2 separate regions of the Homo sapiens genome follow, and region 2 is linked to region 1. A link is an interaction called in ENCODE POLR2A ChIA-PET data of the cell type or tissue named here. Cell type or tissue: B cell. All regions are shown on one strand. Links, peaks and the distances in the headings refer to the core of each region. The heading gives the core; the rest is flanking DNA. Region 1 overlaps STRBP (spermatid perinuclear RNA binding protein). Region 2 overlaps RABGAP1 (RAB GTPase activating protein 1).

Region 1 (10,009 bases), core at 1,133-9,132:
TCTTGTTTTGTCTTTCTCCTCTTAGTATCGAGTACAGGCCTAGAACACGTAGTAAATGCTCCGTGAAAGTTGCGTGAAAAGATGAATCGTGAGTATGTCTGTGGGTGGGAATTATCTTGGCATTTTTTAGAACAGAGAACTCACTGGTCTGACTGGAATTAGAAGTGATGGGAACAATGGGTGATAGGATTGAATTAAGTCAGGTGAAATCTGATTCAGGAGGTAATAGGTAGCCCTGTTTAGTTCCTGAACTGCGAGAGAGTTAATGAAAGCTGTTTTGTTCTGTGAGTGAAGAATTGTGTTTTTGTTACAGGTGTGTCCAGCTGTTAGGAAATAGTTACAAAAAAGATTTGGGCCCATGATTGGAGACAAGATTAGACAAGGCATGAGTGGGTGTGAATTTGGTTAGCTTAATCTCTTAGTTTTTAGTTTCTTTATAAAATGGGGCTCCACCTTGTAAAGATTAGAGCTAATATATAAATATGAGTAGATGTTTTCTTTTTTATTCACTGTGTATTTTGTTTTGTGGCATTTGAATTTTGTGGAACTCGGAATTTTGAAACATGTTGTGAAGTGTAATTCTGCCAGTGTAAATCCATGTGGAATTTTTCTAACTATAGCATCTCTGGAGCACCTTGCGTACTCTTCTTTGCTTCTACTTTGTTGCTCTACTCTAGCACCTTTGGTTCTGCCTGTGTCAGAAGTAAAAAATAAACCATTAATAAAGTGGCTTCTTGCCTCTGAGAGCTTATCCCGCAAAGAAATGTTGAACTGTTCCCTGTAATTTCTGTTAATTATAAAGCACATATATGAATATAAATAAATACTAAGAATCAAGATTTTTAGTGGAAGAGGAAAAAAATCCAAGAGGTTCATAAAAAAAAATTGTAACGTTGAATTGGAATTATCTATATGAACTCATGCTTTTGTGTTTCTTTTTTCCAATTTTGCTTCACATTTAATAATAATGTTTTGAGCTCATAATGTCTAGATATTACCTGATTGTTGAACATTAGTATGAAGAGATCTCCCTGAAACAGTGGTACTATATTATTATTTTAAAAACTAATGTATTTCTTTAACTGGAGAGTTTTAGATTGACATAAAAATTGAGCATGTAATACAAAAAGTTTTCATATCATTCTATCCCCTCACTCCCACCTCATAATTCCACCTATTTTTAACATCTTACATTACTGTTGGCACGTTTGCTAAAATTAATGAGCAAATATTGATATGTTATTATTTAAAGTATAATTTGCATAATGTTCATTCTGTTATACAGTTCTGTGAATTTTGAAATATTTATAATGTTATGGTTACCATTATGGTCTCATAAAGAATACTTTCATGCTTTAAAAATCCCGTTTCCACTTATTAACCTCTGTCCTCTTTCTCCAGAAATCTTGGCAACTATTGATATTTTTATTGTCTTTAGTTCTGCCCTTTCTGGAATGTCATATAGTTGGAATAATATATTACATAGCTTTTTTTAGATGAGCTCATTTTTATCTATCTATCTATCTATCTATCTATCTATCTATCTATCTATCTATCATCTATCTATCTGAGCTTCCTTCATGTCTTTTTTATGCTTTGATGGTGAACTCCATTAAATCACTGAATAATATTGCTATCATTTGCCTTTTTTTTTTGGTATTCACCTCGAAAGACATCTTTTTTGCTTCCAGTTCTGATGATTATAAATAAAGCTGTCATAAACGTTCCTGTGCAGGTCAACTGGGTAAATACTTAAGCACAATTTTTGGATCATATTGTAAAAGTAGATTGTGATTCCTAAAATTTGGTAGATTTCATAAGAGAAACTATCTGGGTTTGGTGCCTTCTCCTTTTGGAATATTCTTAATGTTAATTCAACTTCTTTAAGAGGCATAGGCTTATTCTGATGATCTGTGTTTCTACTGTGACCTTCGGAAGAGTATGCCTTTCCAAGGAATTGATACATTTTACTGAGGTTATCGATCAGTGGCCGTAGAATTGTTCATAGTACTCCTTGATTATCTTTTTAATTCCCAACAGTTTAGTATAGGTGGCTCCTCTTTTATTTCTGATATTAGTAATTTGTTGAACTCATGGTTTTAAAAATATTTACTTGCTCTATTGACTGAAAGGGCCTAAAAGCAATGGCAGCCAGCAGAGATGAGCATATCTAGTGCCCATATATTGTTTTTTTAATACCATTTGCCACTAAAAGGAACCTCGGAGAAGTGGCTGATTCCAGGTGTGGGACCAGAAGAGTGCTGTCTAAGTCTGGAACATCTTGTGTCAAAAAGCAAGGGAGCTGTGAAAGGCTCGGGGCACATGTCTGAAGAACACAGGAACTCACTTGTAAAGGCTACCACAGGCCAAATTTGAGACAACTTGAACATTACAAAATGGTAATAGACATTGAGTGGAAAAAAAAAAAAGAAAACACTGCCATGATTTCATAGTGAGAAAGAGAAGGAAAGAGCGAGGAGAGGGGTAGGAAGGGAGGTGAAGAGAAAGAGAGAAAAGCGAAATCTTCTTTGCAGAAGATTGCCAGGTGATAAATGTAAAAGGAATTATATAATGAGAAAATCACCTTTTTGTATACCCCACATAATAATCTGGTTCAGGTAAGGACGATCACTGGATGCCATAACTATTAGGTGAAAGACTGTTGGGAGAAGAAAATATTTACACAGTCTCAAAGTATCACTTTACAGGTTACTTTCTACTTAATAAAGGGAAAATAATTTTACAATATAGAGATCTGTCATTCACCACCTTAATGAAGTGACTAAAACTTAAGATCAAGGAGCTGGTATCAAGTACCCCCTGACTTGATGCAGTAAGAGCTATGCACCATCACCTTTGTTTAAATCATTGCCGGAAATGAAGAAACAATCAGAGAAATCAGAATGTGGAGCGTTCTTTAAAACCCTTGGTCTGGATTCTTAAAAAAGACGCTGAAGTATTTATTTAGGGGTGAAGTCAAGATGTCTGCAACTTACTTTCAAATGGTTTCACAAAACACAGAGATACAGCAAATGTAGCAAAACGTTAACTATTGATGAACCTAAATGAAGAGTACACAAGTGTTAATTTTAATAGTCTTTTAATTTTCCTGTTTTCAAAGTGTAGATTTTTAACAGTTAATTGATAATAAAATATGACTCTGAAGGGTCTTAAGAGATCTTCTAATCCAACCCCTTGTTTTTACAAATGAGGAAAGTGCGACCCAGGGAGACTTGTCTGAGGACACATCAGCTGGTTACTGATAGAGCGTGAAGAGCATGCCTATTCTGTCTTTTGCCACCACCCGTGGAGGATGTGAGTGGCAAGATGTGGGAGGAATGGCAAAGGGACAGAGAGAGGGTCTTTGGGAGGAAGGGCTCTCCGGAGTCATGGTAGGAAAGGGGCACCCCTTAGTAGGAGCATGTTGTGGGTCACAGCCACAGCCAAGATGAAGGAGATTATGACCTGAAACACAGGCAGGCCCGAGAGACCCAACGCTTCACCCAGCTTAGCTCCTCCTTTTCTCTTTTTAAAAATTCTTTGTTGTTTTCTTTCTCTAATTATTCTTTCCACTACCTTAAAAAAAATCTCTATAAACAAAAAACAAACGTCTCTATTTTATTGTCAGTTGGTCATTTTGCTTTTTCCACCAAGAATTAACGTGATGTCATGGAAATAATATAAATTTTGGAGCTAGATAGACCTGATTTCAAATTCCAATCCTGCGTACTAGCTCTGCAACTTGGAAGTCACTTAACCCTGCTAAGTCTTGGTTTCTTCATTTTTGACAAGTTATTTCTTCCTACTTTGAAAGGAAGTGGCATTGTACTGGGGCATTTTAAAAAATAAATCATGTTTTCTCCTCAGTTATTTGGAGGTTAGTTATACAGTCCTGTTAGTGGGTTTCTTAAAAAAATACAGTGATACATTGTTGACTTGTTGGAGTCTATTGTTAATTGGTAACTGGTAGTACTGACAATGTCTGCATCTTAGAATACTTTAACTTCCTTTACCCTGTTCTCCACCTACATGCCATTTTAGTTGTTTACATTATTGTATACATTTAAGCCCACAAGTTTAGTCATTCACCGCACAATGAAGTTTCAATGACAGACTGCTTGTACAATGTACAGTGGTCCCATGAGATTATATCATATTTTTACTGTACTTTTTCTGTGTGTGGATACATTTAGATTGTGTTACAGTTGCCTACAACCGTATTTGGTAGAATAACTTGCTGTACAGGTTTGTAGCCTAGAAGCAATAGGCTATAATAACCTAGGTGTATAGAAGGCCATAACATCTAGGTTTGTGTAAGTACACTTTATGATGTCACACAATGATGAAATTGCCTAGTGACACATTTCTTAGGTTGTATCACTTTTGTTAAGAAATGCATCACTGTATTAAATAATATTTGTCATTTTAAAAATAATGTTATAACTGTTCATATTCACTTAGATTTACCCATATGCTTACCTCTTTATTTGCTCTTTTTCCATCTGAATCTCTAATTTTTTATCTGTAATAATTTTCTTTCTGCCTGAAGAATACCCTTTAGAATTTCTTTTAATACAGGTTTACCTGTGGCATACTCTGTTTTTGTTTATCAGAAAGTTCATTTGTTTGCATTCATTCCTGAAGGCTGTGTATTTACTAGATATAGAATTGTGTATTGGCAGTTATTTTCTTTAAGCACGGGGAAGCTCCCATTCTGGATCCATTGTTAATATTGAGAGCTGGCAGTGTGTCCCTCCTTTGAAGGTAATTGTCTTTTTTCTCTCATTTAAATTTTGTAGCAACTCTGTGAAATACAGGTTTTATTGTTGTTAGTACAGATGAGAATAAAAACTCTGGATAACTTGTCCCTTTCACACAGCTAGAAAATAGTGGATTTAAATCCAAGTCTGTGAGACATCAAAGCCTATACTTTCCCCACTTTGCCTTACTGCGTCTCGCTAAATAAAAGTACACGTTCATCAATTTAACAGTATTTATTGAGCTTCTCTTATATGTATAACTTTGCTATGAACTGAGGTGGATACTGGATTTTGGGACATAATTCTGGCCTTCAATTTATAGTTTGGAGAAAAGCATGTTGAAAACATTCAATTTGTAATATGAGGCAGTATGTGATTAATAGCTAAAATGGTGATAGCCTGTGGTAATTACTAAAAGAGTTTAATGCAAAGAGAATTTTACAATTGGCTGGATATGTCAGAGAATATCCTGTGAAGGAGGTGTGACTTGGTCTGAACCCCAGGCAGAGTTTGTGGGGGGTTGAAATCGTAGAGACTCTTTGGGTCGGGGGAAGTTACGTGAATAAAGGCATGGGGACTGAATGATGGATTTGGGGAATGGCAGCAAGGTTGATTTGGTTCTAGCTGAAGATTATAAATATTGTTGAAGATAAGGTTGTATGTGAGGTGGTGTGTCATTATGGAGATTGCAAACTCCTGTTCTCTGTCTTTTAGGGCATAGGGAGCCCTTGTAGAATGGTTTAGGGACGGGGTGATACAGTGATTATTTACAGGGCAAGAGCTTGGCTTGATTTTATCTTCCAACCTAAATCTCAATTATGACTTTGTCACTTCCTCATTTATATTGTGGGTTAGTTAAATTTTTCAGGCCTCTATTTCCTCATCCGTGAATTGGAAATAATAGTACTTCTTTTATAGGGTTGTTGCAAGGATAAATGAAATGATATATGCAGTGTACTTAGAACAGTAAGCGCTATGTAAATGTGAGGCATCATTTTATTATTATTGTTAGTGTTATTAAATTAGATTATGTATGTTAGTATTCACCCTGATGCCTGGCACATGGTTAATCATAATTCCAGTCACTAATAGAATATATATGGGATAATTAACCAAATTATATTTTCCCACCCCTGCACCTTATATAGGAAATTTATGTCCTTTAAAAGTCATATTTAGGCCGGGCGCGGTGGCTCACGCCTGTAATCCCAGCACTTTGGGAGGCCGAGGCGGGTGGATCATGAGGTCAGGAGATCGAGACCATCCTGGCTAACAAGGTGAAACCCCGTCTCTACTAAAAATACAAAAAATTAGCCGGGCGCGGTGGCGGGCGCCTGTAGTCCCAGCTACTCGGGAGGCTGAGGCAGGAGAATGGCGTGAACCCGGGAGGCGGAGCTTGCAGTGAGCCGAGATTGCGCCACTGCAGTCCGCAGTCCGGCCTGGGCGACAGAGCGAGACTCCGTCTCAAAAAAAAAAAAAAAAAAAAAAAAAGTCATATTTAATGTATAAATAAGCTGTATAATTCATTTAGGTTATTTCCTCATTGCATTGTTTTTGATTACATGTTACATATCATTCCCAGTCCACTCCTCAGCTAACTCATTATAGTTATAAAAATAATGGTGAAGAACAGTGAAGAAAACATTCTATGCTAAGAATGTGTAGTAAGAAGAGAGAGAAGGAGGTAATATTAGTTAAATCTGTGATAAGACAGTATATCATAGACAGAAGCTGTGAAGATGCCATAGGAAAGATGTAGGAATTGTGCTGGGTCCTGAATTTAGAAACATTATCTATGGGCATTGTTTAATTTGATTTCTTTAGGAATTGTTTGTAGTGTGAGGATGCTAACTAAGCTTCCACCGTAACTATAAAGAATAAAAAACTGCCTTGTCTGTTAAAATTTTATTTGAAGAGAAATTGTATAAAGCCATTGAAATATCTGGACTGACAAGCTAGAAATGCATTTAAGTGAAGGCTCATTAATCTTTAAGAAGTTGAAAAGCAAACGTATGTGGCAGAGAAGCCAGTGTGGATTTGCAATACTGAATGCCAGCATCTTCAAATATTGTCAGTAAAGGACAGTGGGAAATAAGAATGGACACCACTTATATGTTTAAGTTTAAAATAGTTCAGCATTATATCAAATGCCTTTATTGAAAATAACCTAACTAGTAGCTAATTATAGTTTTAAGGGAGGTTTAACTTTATCTGGTGACTGTTTGCATTGATTAGAATGATTTCACAAGAGAATATGCCTTTAAGTGGACATGCTTTTAATTTCGGAGGAAGTAAACACATGGTGCTGTTCTTAGGTTGTATTTCAGATCTTCTGTGGTCTAATTGGCAATGATTTTTACCTTGTTTTCACTGACAACTTAGAAAAGACATTCTTTAAATACTGTCTCATTATTTTTCCCATTTCTTTTTCACATTCTTTGTGTTTCTTATAAATTGGCAAGGGAGTATCTTTGCATATGGTTTGTTATTCTTGGAATAAGATGCTTTTTTTTCTTTCTGGTCTTGTTTTCCTAACCTTTAACCATCCTGTTAACAGATGGTTAGATTATCCTTCTACTCTATCATTTTGAGTAACTTTGTTTTGAAAAAGCCCAACTTCTAACAGTGACTTAAATTTTTACAAGATAGTATCAGTAACTCATTCATTATGGCAGCTTTGATTCTTGAGGTTCCTTTTATCTTTCGGGTTGAGTTTGTATTTATATGTAATACTAAATGGGAAGCCTGACTTTAAGTTATTGGGTGATTATTTCTTCCTGACATCGGAACTCAATTTTTAGTTGATTCATAGCACCTTGAGAAGCAGATAAGGCAGGTATCTTTTACTTGAGGGCACTTAAAATTGTAGAGAACCATAGGTTTTGGCACCTAACAGACTTGGATTTAAATTGTAGATTTTCCCTTGTGTACCTTTGGACAAGTGACTTAACTGAGTTTCAGTTTGTAAACCTTAAAATAGAGACTGATTGTATCACATTTACCTTGTAGAGTTGATGTGAATATTAACTGAGGTAATTAATGCAAAGTGTCCTGTACACTCTATGGAACATGGGAGATAAAAAATGAAGGCTCACTTGCCAAGGTAATCAGTTTTACAAGATGGGACATGTAATTGTACATGATATCGTAGCAGTGTTTGCTATTTATATGGGTAGTTCCCTTTATCTGAGAATAAAGCATCTTTAGAATGAATCGTGGTCAGGACCTCAGTTCAAGTACACTCTGATAAGCTTGGATTTGCTTCTCAGTGACTAAAGGGTAGTAAGCACAGCAGCTGTGGTCACGACATATATTTGCATGGAGCATGATAGACATTTCTATGGCAAGACTGTCTGTTGTAAATTATGAGCCTAGCTGTGCTCCAACTATAAAGAATGATGAGGAGTTGCACGTATTCCCACCCTGAAGTACCAGGAATTATAATTGAGTCATCAATCATTTATTCATTTGATTATTCGCTTGACAACTATTTGAGAGCTTACTATCTAGGCATTGTGATATATACTAGGGGTATACAGCCAAGAGCAAAACACAGTATCTGCCTTCTAGGAACATGTAGTTACAGAGCTGGTAAGTGGTAAAACATAGGGCAAAACTAGTGCAGTGTGAGATATGGGAGGTCTTCTTCATTCAGTCCATGCCAGGCAAAGGATTAGGAAGGGGGTAGCGGTACAGGTCAAGATGAGAGGACGCTTCCTGTGGGAGAAGGCACTGTCTTAAGTTGAATGCAGAATAAGGGTGGAGGGTTTAAGATGTTAAGGATGGTATTTTGAAAAATTTCATTCCAAGGGTTAAACATCTTATTTCTGTGAGTAGGTTACAGAGTAAGCATGGTTGAGTCTAATTTTCAGCAGAGGAGTGGGAAATGAGATGTCCGAAATCTTTCTTTCACTGTTATCAGACATTAGGAGTAGACCTAACTTTGTGCTTTGGAAATATAAGAATCCAGAATCGAACTTGGAAGCTGAGGGCCTTCTTGTTCGTAGAATTTTAGAATGTTACCAACACTGTATTTATTGAATTTATTTATTTTATTTTTTTGAGATGGAGTTTCGCTCTTGTCTCCCAGGCTGGAGTGCAATGGCACGATCTCAGCTCACTGCAACTCCGCCTCCTGGGTTCAAACGATTCTCCTGCCTCTGCCTCCCCTGTATCTAGGATTATAGGCACGCATCACCACACCCGGCTAATTTTTATATTTTTAGTAGAGACAGGGTTTCACCATGTTGGCCAGGCTGGTCTCAAACTCCTGACCTCAGGTAATTTGGCCTCCCAAATTTTTGGGATTACAGGCATGAGCCACCATGCCTGGCCTTATTGAATTTTTATAATTTGTATACAATAAATATTTGTTAACTGAATAGTAAATGAGATTGGCATGGCTCTGGTTCTTACCCTAACCCCAGCTTTAAGAATTAAGATCAGAGTGGCTGTAATGATTGGGTGAGCTATGTAAGTAATGGGCTTCAGGCTGGGCACAGTGGCTCATGCCTATAATCCCAGAGCTTTGGGAGGCTGAGGCTGGAGAATCGCTTGAGCCCAGGAGTTGGAAACCAGCCTGGGCAACATAGCAAGAACGTGTCTCTACAATAAAACAGTTAGCCAGTGGTGCATGCCTGTAGTCTTAGCTACTTGGGAGGCTGAGGTGGGAGGATCGCTTGAGCCCAGGAGTTCGAGGTCGCAGTGAGCTATAATTGTGCCACTGCACTCCAACCTGGGTGACAGAGTAAGAGCCCATCTCTTTAAGAAAAAAAAAAAGAAAGAAATTGGGCTTTGGCATCAGGCACCTCCACTGACTTAGTTACATGCTTGCCTAAGACCATAACCCAGGAACAGTGGACTCACTATCCATACCAAGTGATTATTAACAAGAGGAGCAAAAATGTGGACACCAGAAACTATAATGCGAAGCAATCTATATGCCCAGAGACTAAAGTAAAATTTTGTTTTAAAAAATCAGCCAGGATTTTGTACATATATATACACCCACACACATATAAACACGTGCATAAATGTCAAGATTCATAATACTGAGATTTTCATATTTGTTCATTCATATCTGTATGAATATAGTATAGGTAGGTACAGTTGTCTGAGAGGAAATAAAACTTGTTTTGAGAACAAAGAGGAGGGAGAATTAATGTTACACTTGGGATGGGATGAGGGAAGGCTTTCTGGAGAGGTAGCATTTGACCTGACTCTTTCAAGAGAGGGATGGTCTGTTTTGC
Region 2 (10,009 bases), core at 694-8,693, 150 kb after region 1:
AGAAACAGACTTTGTAGAAAGGACAGAATTTGAGCTGAGCAGAAATAGGCTGATATACAGTGTAGGTGTCATCTTTCCCAAATCCTGGGACCTCTGTTTAACCATTTTTCCTCCCTTAGCTGCTATTTCATTCTAGCAAAATTGTTTTTCTTCCTCACTGTTAAAAATATAGCTTGTTTTAGAAGAACCTTACATATTCTAAGGCTTGCAGTAATGCTTGAAGTACTACAAAAGCCTCCTTCACTTCTATTTACATTTATAATAATACCTACATTTTCCATAGTTTTATGGATAATTATTTCCCTGAGAACTTGGCAAGATATTTTCAAAAGAGAAAAAAGAAGCACTGGAAATGTTATTTAAGGATTGGTGTGAATGTAGCAAGCCTTCAAAAAAGTCAAGAAGGTGGGCAGGCTTCTATGGAACAAGATGATGGAGGCGGGCTGAGCACAGAAATCACTGAGAAGAAAGCAGAACTAAAGAGCAAATCAGATTAAGTAATAAGTGAGAAAAGCATAGCAGATCATTACTGGTAAGTTAAGAGTATCTGGGGCAAAAGCCCAGATCTTTGAAGTCTTTGTCATGGAAGGCAACTTCACTTTGCCACATGCAAGGAGATGTGGCCTAACCCACAGTGGTGATTCTGATGCTAAGTAGCCCATCTCCCCTCACTCTAAACAAGCACTTATAACACTCTGGCAAGCAGCAAGAGTTCAAAACAAGACATGGAGGGTCTGATTGGAAAACCCATTTTCAAGGGGATAAATGTCCTTGAACTGAAGGTGAGAACGAAGATAAATCACCCAGGCTTGTGGGACTTTGAGATATAAAGTCTCATTAAAACAACAAAACAAAATAAAAAGTCAACCTCTTTATTCATGTCATAGCTTTATCATATTTTTACATGACTACCAATAGCAACAAGCTGGGTTCAGTTAAGAAAAACCAAAGTGGTTTTTGTTTTACTTGTACAGGTTGAGCAACCCATATCTGAAAATACAAAATGCTCCAAAATCTGAAACTTTTTAAACACTGACATGATGCTAAAAGGAAATGCTCATTGGAACACTTTGGATTTTTGGATTTGGGATGCTCAACCGGTATAATGCAAATATTCCAAAATCCAAAATCCAAAATCCACAACACTTCCGGTCCCAAGCATTTCAAATAAGGGATACTCAAACTTGTATTGCAATCTACACAAAATGGCTTAATACCCTTGAATACCTGTTGCTTAGAAAAGCAAGATTCAGACTCCTTATCTGGGCTTCAAAGCTCTCCCTAGCTCTCTCCTCAACTCCCAGTCACTCAGGATACTCCAGTCACACTGTCCTCCTTTCAGTTCCTCCCATACACCAAGTGTTTCCCCAGTTTAGGACTTCTGTATACTGTACCATTCACTTTCCCATTAACACTCTATTCTCTACTCCCTTTTCAAATAGATCTATTATTTTCATAACAACATTTTGAAAAGTTAACACAGAAAAGAGCAAAAGAAAATGATATCCCTTATCATTTTCCAGGCTGCTCCTTACAGGTCACTTCCCCTGAGAAGCCTTTAATCTAAGTAAGACTCCCTTGTTACAATCTTACACCAAACTTTTTATTATACCTTAATAGCACCACTGAAAGTAATAAATGATATACTTGTGTGATTATGTGCTTAAAGCTAGTTGGATTCACAAGCTCTGTATCCAGGAGGATTGAGACCATGTCTCTTATTTACCTCTGATCTTCAGCACAGTACAGATCATAACAGGTACTCAAAACTCTTTGCTGACATCACCTGTGTGGTATTCTTGCCAAGCATTTTAAACTGAATCATGAGAAAATGAGACAAATCAAGACTGTGGGACATTTTATATGACAATTTGTCTGAATTTTTCAAAACTATCAATGGCATGAAACACAAAAAAAGGCAAAGGAGTAATTTAGATTAAAAGAATAAAGAGAAATGACAATTCAATATTTGAATCTTCATTAGATCTTGATTAGAAAAAAAGCTAGATTCTATGGAGTAGACAATTGGGAGAAAATTGAATGTGTATTGTGTATCAGACATTACTGAATCAATGTGGAATTTCTTGGATGTGATCATGGTATTATGATTATGATACAGAATTCTGTGCTCCCAGAAGGCATATATATGATCAAGTATTTAGAAGTCTTGATGTTTGTTATTTACTTTCAAGAATAATTTCAAAAAACAATTTAAGTAAAAAAGAAAATGTGTGTTTATGCAGAAAAGAGAAAAAAAGAGATGCAGAGGGAGACAAACAGAAAAAGCAGTGTGGAAAATATTAATTGGTAAACTAGATAAAGACTGTTCACCTTAACACTGTTTAGAGTTTTCTGTGGATTTGAAAGAAAATAAAAAAGGTGGAGGGCAAAGGTGTTTGCTAAGCCAATGAATGAATAAAATGGTACTAAAAGAAAACCAACTTTTCCGCCTTCCTCCTACCCCAATACCTAAATCTCAAAACAAGTATTAATGACAGCGGCTACTTTAGAGAAGATAAAACGTCCCCAAGAGTTCAACCAACATTAAAGTCTCTCCAATCATCCTATTAATAAAAAGGAAGTCTACCCCTGTACCAGTTTTCAACATTGCCGTTTATTCTCATCATATATCTCCTCCACAATGACATTAAGTTAATTTAAGGAAAAAGTTTCCAGCTATAGGTGTTAAAATTCATGCCTTAAGAGTCTGTCCAAACCCAATATAAAACCATGCTCAAGCCTAAGGTTAGTATAAGCTGAGGGAGGCCATGTGTTAAGTCATAACAGAGACCTAATTACTCACATGGAGAAGGAGCACAGCAGCAAGAAATGACTGGCCCTGGCAATAACCAATCTCTTCATCATACACAGAATAAGCCTGGAAAATAAAACACACAGAGGAAATGTAAATGAATGTAGCCACTTGTGGGCCATGGTGGCACTATAGGACCTTGAATACAGAACCCTGGAGGATGCTACCCACACTGGGACAGCATTTTGACAGACAGTAAGTGGTGCCAATACTTCTCTCCAATCTTAACTTTTTCTTTACAATGAATACAGCTATCACCACTGCATTTCCTGTGGCGAAGGAGTAGGGAAGATTAAGGAAAAACCACTTCTGCGCTAAAAAAAACTTCGTATTTCCTTGTTGTTGTTCATGATGTTCCCTCTCCTTGGGATGTCCTTTCCCTCTCTGCCTCAAACATGCACTCTTCCTTCAGGCACCAAACTTATTTCAATTCCCCCAGAATGAATTCCTCTCTTCTCTGCCTCTATGGCACCTGCTATACATGCATGGTTATTATTATATTATTACCACATTGCATTTTATTTTATTTTTAGAGACAGGGTCTTGCTCTGTTGCTCAGGCTGGAGTGCAGTGGTACAATCATGGCTCACTGCAGCGTCAACCTCCTGGGCTCAAGGGATCCTGCTCCATCAGCCTCCTGAGTAGCCTGGACCACAGGCTTGCACCACCATGCCTGCCTAATTTTTAAAAATTTTTTATAGAGATGGGATCTCAACTACGTTGCCCAGGCTGGTCTCTAACCCCTAGGCTCAGACTATCCTCCTACCTTGGACTCCCAAAGTACTGGGATTACAGGTGTGAGCCAGTGTGCCTGGCCCACACTGCATTTTTTTTTTTTTTAATAGAGACAGGGTCTCACTATGTTGCCCAGGCTGGTCTCAAACTCCTAAGCTCAAGTGATCCTACTGCCTCAGCCTCACAAACTGCTAGGATTACAGGCGTGAGCCACCAAGCCCAGCCCCACACTGCATTTTACATGTCCATCTTCTCTGCCAGATGGTAGGCTTTGTGAGGGACAGGGTGATGTTCTATTCAACCTTGAGTCAGCACCTCATATACAGCATGCGCTCACGAAACACTGTTAATGTTATTCATTTTTCTTTCTGGGAAAAGCTCTTTTGGCAAAGACACCAAAATATAATTCTTTCCACAACACCAGTAATAACTTTTCTGATAAGTGAGATTACTCTGAAACCATTTGTGGGTTCCTCTGGAATTCTTATTTTTATTTTTCTTGGCAGCAAATGATTACTACCCATCTCCTCTGAACATTATTTTGAATAGAATATTGACATCTAACATTCTTCATGGTTTACTCTTTGGTTTTTTAGTTCTTTTTCAGAGTTCTGTTTTTATGACTGGTATTTGCAGTTCTCATGTAAATGTGGTAGAAAGGGAAATTCCTATAGCTTCAACATGCTATTCCTTGTTTGACAAATTTATTTCTTGTGAAACTCCCTTTGTTTTCCACTTATTTTTTGTGCCAAAGTTGCTCTGTGTCCCAAGAAAGCAACTTAGAATTGGGTATGTTTAGAATATATAACTCTTGGCAAAATATAGTGCCAATACTTATTAGATGCTAGTCAAGTTAATATGCAACCAAGTTTTATCACTAGCTTTGGTGAAACTATAGCTTTTAAAAATACATACATTATGATCACGCATTAATAAATTTTCGTAGAATTCAATGTAATCTTATTATACCACACCCATTTCTTCAGTTTATCTGATAAGAAGGCTACAGGATGAGAAACATACATACTTTTCCAGAGACAAGATGTGCAAAAAGGGCTTTAGAAATGATCAGTTTATAATACGAGGCACCACTTTCCTATCAAATTAATAACAATTAACAAATGTTATTACCAGTATTAATACTGTGTTAAAAATGAGTAGTAATATATGCTAACACAGCTCTCTGGAAAACAGGCAATGTCTTTGAAGATATCCATTAACAGTTTTATCAGTTACAAAAGAACAGAGGCTTTAGAGTTAGTCAGAGTTGGGTTAAAATCCCACAACTCCCAATGTCTAGATATGGATTTTTTCTTTTTTTTTTTTTTTTTTGAGATGGAGTCTCCTGTGTCACCCGAGGTGGAATGCAGTGGCACAATCTTGGCTCACTGCAACCTCTGCCTCTCAGGTTCAAGCAATTCTCCTGCCTCAGCCTCCCAAATAGCTGGGATTACATATGCCCACCACCATGCCCAGCTAATTTTTGTATTTTTAGTAGAGATGGGGTTTCATCATGTTGGCCAGGCTGGTCTCGAACTCCTGACCTCAGGTGAACCACCCACCCTGGCTTCCCAAAGTCCTGGGATTGTAAGCATAAGCCACCGCGCCCAGCCTAGATATGAATCTTGAGCATGTAACTTACTTTATTTGTAATAAGAGAATAAGCCTAGTATTAATAACACAGAGTTGATGTATTCTTCTCATTTAGTCCTCTCATTTAACATGCTCAGCACAGAGCTTCACCAATTATGCAGTAATAATAGGATGAAACTGTACTGAATTTCTATAGGTAGAAAATGGAGGGGAGCATATTTTTCAGGCTGATGGACGATAAAGGAATCATATACGTGTGAAATTATATGATACATTTGGAAAATGTTTGGAGTATAAGTTTCATGTTGGCTGTAACGAAATCTGGGGGAAGAAAAGACATTTCACTAATTCATCAACACTTAATGAACACCTACTATAGACCAAGCACTGTGCCAAGTGCTACAGATGCTACCATATCTAAGAAATGATCCCTGCCCTTGAAGACATCACGGTTCAGTGGGGAAGTTAGACAAGTGAATCAACCAGAGCACAGTGAGAAGTTCAATGTAGTTAATGCATACAATATTTGGAGAAGCAGCAATAAGGGCTAAGTCAGGATATAATACAAAATATCTTCAACACTAAGCTAAGGAATCCAGGGAAATGAACTAGGACTTTTCATTTAATTCCATGGGTTATAAAGTAGCAGTTATAAAGGTTTCTGTGGAGGCCACTGAAATGATCTAATTCTGCGTTAGGCAAGGAGCAAAGAATCAACAGGCCAGAACCCAAAGGCAGAGCAGCTTTTGTAAAACTGCCAGCAATGTAAGATACTGGCCTGTACCAGGGCAGTGAAGAGAGAGAATGAAGCTAAGAGAGACATCAGTCATATCTAACTCAACCTAGACAAAGACAGGACTGAAAACCAACAGAAATGACTGTCTGCAGCAGGACAATGGTATGGGAGAAAAGGAGGACTATGTTTAATTTAAAAAGAGACAACAACTTAATGTAATGTGGGTCTTATTGGCTCTTGATTCTAACTAGCCGTATTAAGGATATTTGAATGTGGAGTAGCTACTAATTAATTGGTAAAGATGGATAAACTTATTTTTTAGAGATGTAGTATTAAAAAATTAGGATCATGATGTCTAAGATTTGTTTTAAAGTACTTTAGAAAAAAGGAAAAAAAAGATGAAGCAACTGTGACAATACATTGATAAATAATTAGTGTGGGGGATATTAACTATACTTATCAGTTAGACTAATCATTATACTAATTAATGTTTACGTTTGAAATTTTTCATAATAAACCATGTTTTAAAATGAACTGTATTTTTAAACCCATTCTGTTTGATACAATTGACAGACTTTTACATGGAGACTAATTGTCTGCTGGAAATTTAGACCTTGAGTTAATGTAGATTTGTGAACATCTGTACAGTGATGATAGCTGAAGCTTTGGGGGTAGAAGGGATCACCCAGGGAGATGGTGTAGAGCTAGCCAAACTACCCAACTGAGCACCCAGAGGAAGGCCTCTGGTTTAGGGGCAGGTAGTGTGAGATAAAATGATGAAGTCAGTGAAGGCATGAGAGGGAGCCCGTACCCAAGAGAGTGACATGTCTTATGCTCAAGAGCAGAAAGCTCTGCAAGGAAGAGCACCATGAAATAGGAACTAGAATATAGTGGAGTCAAAAGTATGTGACGAGGGACCAGAGGCAGTGGACATAGCGTTTCTTTCTAGGAAATTCTGTAGTAAAGTGAGAGATGGCAGGGGTCACTGCTTAAGCAGGAAATAAAACTGAGAAGGGGCTAAAAAGGATGATCAGAAAGAAAGATTACCACAGAAATCTGTATCCTATGTAAAAGTTAAAATGAAATCTAAAAAATATTTCTCTAAACTCAACTGTCCTTGTAGTTTAAATCATCGAATTTTTCATTGGCGAGCCTATCCTTTACTGCTAGTCTGTCCTAAAACCAGTTGTCATATAGCATTAGCGACATGTCTCATGCCTTACCTGTACTTACTACATAGGAGATGCTAAATAAGTACTTGATTACTTTTGGGAGGAAAAGACTGAAGACTAATTCTGAGAACAGATGAAGACTGAAAAACTCCGTTCCTATCTCCTCCTTTTATAACCCAATAGCTCTAATGTGCCAAATCTATTTGAAAATGGAATACGGAAATTGAACAGGCTATTACTTCCTTTAGTGTTCGGGTACAGACCTTTTGAGAGAAATCAGAATCTTCCATCATTTACTATGCTGCAGTGCTATAAGTACACCTGGATGGGCAATGACACTTCCCACTGTGAGACCGTACCGTAGGTGCCAAGTTCATCACTTATAAAGTGAATACTGAAAAGGAGTCTGCAGTGTCACAGGGCTCAGAGGTTCTTAACATAAAAACAAATTTTGAAAGTCTAAATGTGGAGCCAGGGAACTGTCATCTAAAAATCCTGATTAGAAGGGGAAAGGAAACCCTACCATTTTATTTCTTATTATTTTCTACTCTTTAATGAATCTAAAATTGTGTTCTCACCTTTGACTTTGCAATGTCTTTTCTCTTTTTGGAATTCTTGAACATCAAATACAAATTACACTTTGTAGTTGTTTCTTATGTAATTTCAAAGTAGAACCACCACTCAGAATTGAGTCCTTTTTTTTTTTGACATGAAATACCTTGCATATTTTATATAAGGAATCTTGTCCATCTCCTCCTGTGTCCTTAAAGTAGTCATGGGCTGGGAATGTTCGGTTAATATCCCGGGTGATAGCACTGTCCTGGGGAGACTCCTGTGGAAACATAAGGAAAGAGAGGGTTTAGTTAGGTTAATCATGTAAACTCTTATTCAGGTTTAGGCAAGGTCTTCTCATTTACACACTTTAAATGTTGCAGGGACATACATACACATATGTATGCCCATAGTTACTGCCTCTTCAGGGACCAACCACTCAAGCAAAAGCAAATGTAAAGGGGGAAAAAAGATGGAAGAAAAGCAACCCATTTCACTCTATACACTTCCATATTATACTCCATCCTTACTGCAAAGAACTGCAGCTGGTGACCCTTCTATTGTAAGATGGAAAATGTGCTATTAAGAATGGATTTCCTATAGGAAAATACTCAAACTAATCGCAAAAGGAGGAGGTAAAGTGCTCCCAGTAGAAAAACTGCTGCTTTAATTGATGCTTTGGAATGAAGCCCATATGCCAGTTTTCAAATGGAAAAGAGTAGTTACTTAATTGGGATTTGTCCTAGAGGCAAATGGCATAAGAATGCACAAAGCAATCTACTCAGTATGAACAAGACCACCAAATGCCAAGGGATTCAAACAGGCTATGGGAAAATATCCTTTGCTTTTTCCAATGGACAAAAACTGTTTCCTCTTCTATAATGAGTTAACTAAAACGGAACAAATGTCAATAATGTCAACAAACCTTTGTAAAATACACCAAGCACCCAGTTATTTCTAATATTCTCCCCTTGTTAAATTTCATTTGCTGACACAGTAAAGAACTGGAACACAGAAATATGACCTTCTACTTTAACAATGCAGTGTCTTCATAGCTAAGACAATAGAGTTGATTCCCCTTGGTAAGAATACATCATAATCAGTATACTACCAAAGAACATGATACCTCTGTTTTAAGATGAAAAATGCAAGTGATGTTCTTCTCTTGTCCAATAATTTCTCTAGCCTTTTGGGTAATCATGTTCCGAAGGCCATGAATATTTTATAGTTGTGGGATCTGAACTAACTTTAAAGCCTATGCTCCTTCTTAAACAGTAAACTATTTATACCTTCAAGGATGTCGCCAAATTGCTTTTCAAAGAGCTTTAGTGGCATATGTTACTTCTAGTTATTAACATAGTCTTAACAGTTAATGGCAGCTCAGGACTGTGGTGCTCTTCAACAAAAGGAAAAAATCCAAGGGAGATCTATGACTACAGCAGCTAATTACATGGTGGCAGCTTCCAGACTGAATTAGAGCTCCGCGTTGGAGGTATCTTCAAAAGTTGAGAAAGTGGGAGAGAGAGGGAGAGCAAGCGAGAGTGAGAAAATGAGAGAGCGAGCGAAGTGAGCGAGAGTGAGAGTGAGAGCGAGTGAGAGAGCACGCACACAAATTTTGGGGCGGGCAAGGTAGCTAGAATTGTAGGGTAGAGTGCTAGTGAGGAATATGCTGAACAGAGAGCTGAAGAGTTAGAAGAGGGGTCGCTATGAGATATGAATTATAAATAAACGACAAGCTGGACACTTCATCAAAATTTAAAAATCTTACTATTCAAAAAACTGTTTAAAATATGAAAAGGTAAGTCACAGGCCAGGACACAATGCCTACAAAACATATCTGATAATAAAGTTGGAGTTGTATCCAGAATATATAACTCTCCAAATTAATGAGAAAGACAATTAATTTTTTAAAGTGGGAATGTGTAAATGATTGAGGTGTTTCATTAAGGAAGATATAACACATGGCAAATAAGCACTTGAAAAGATGTCAACATTACTAGCCCTCAGGGCAGTGCAAATTAAAACCACAATGAGATTCCACTACATATCTACAAAATGCTAAAATTAAGAAGTGTTGGCAAAGGATAAGAAACAACTGGAACTCCTATACAATGCAAAATGGTACAAACACTTTGTAAACAGTTTGGTGGTTTCTTACAATAGTAAACACATAATTACCATACAACCCAGTGATTCCATTCCTAGGTATTTACCAAAGAGAACTGAACATATAAATGCATGAAAAGACTTAAACTCAAATGTTTACAGAAGCTTTATTCCTAACAGCCAAAACTGGAAACAATCCAGAGAGAATCAGATGAATTTAGGAATTCTATAAAACAACAACAGAAGCTCTAAAAAATGCTAAGAATGATAAACTGTGGTTTAAGACAACTACGAAGGTTAGGA

The links. Peaks named below come from ENCODE experiments on the same cell type or tissue, not always from the same donor. Only the 100,000 strongest peaks of a DNase experiment are listed, where the experiment ranks them.
Region 2: POLR2A ChIA-PET joins it to region 1 with 10 read pairs; 2 of 35 experiments call an interaction of 5 or more read pairs at or near these places.

The regions. Positions count from the first base shown.
Region 1 is chr9:123,214,598-123,224,606 of GRCh38, reverse strand. All of the region lies in intron 2 of STRBP (spermatid perinuclear RNA binding protein), which reads left to right. Among named protein-coding and RNA genes, the nearest start is that of STRBP, 49 kb to the left of the region's middle. In B cell, for the core only: no CTCF peak of the experiment used is centred there; DNase peaks (open chromatin) are centred at 3,274 and 5,558; H3K4me3 peaks cover 260 bases; H3K27ac peaks cover 5,565 bases.
Region 2 is chr9:123,063,219-123,073,227 of GRCh38, reverse strand. It overlaps RABGAP1 (RAB GTPase activating protein 1), which reads right to left. Exons shown (of 26, transcript NM_012197.4): 14 at 7,767-7,880; 15 at 2,804-2,878. It also overlaps the pseudogene LOC100422501. Among named protein-coding and RNA genes, the nearest start is that of GPR21, 35 kb to the right of the region's middle. RefSeq lists an enhancer at 233-906. In B cell, for the core only: no CTCF peak of the experiment used is centred there; no DNase peak of the experiment used is centred there.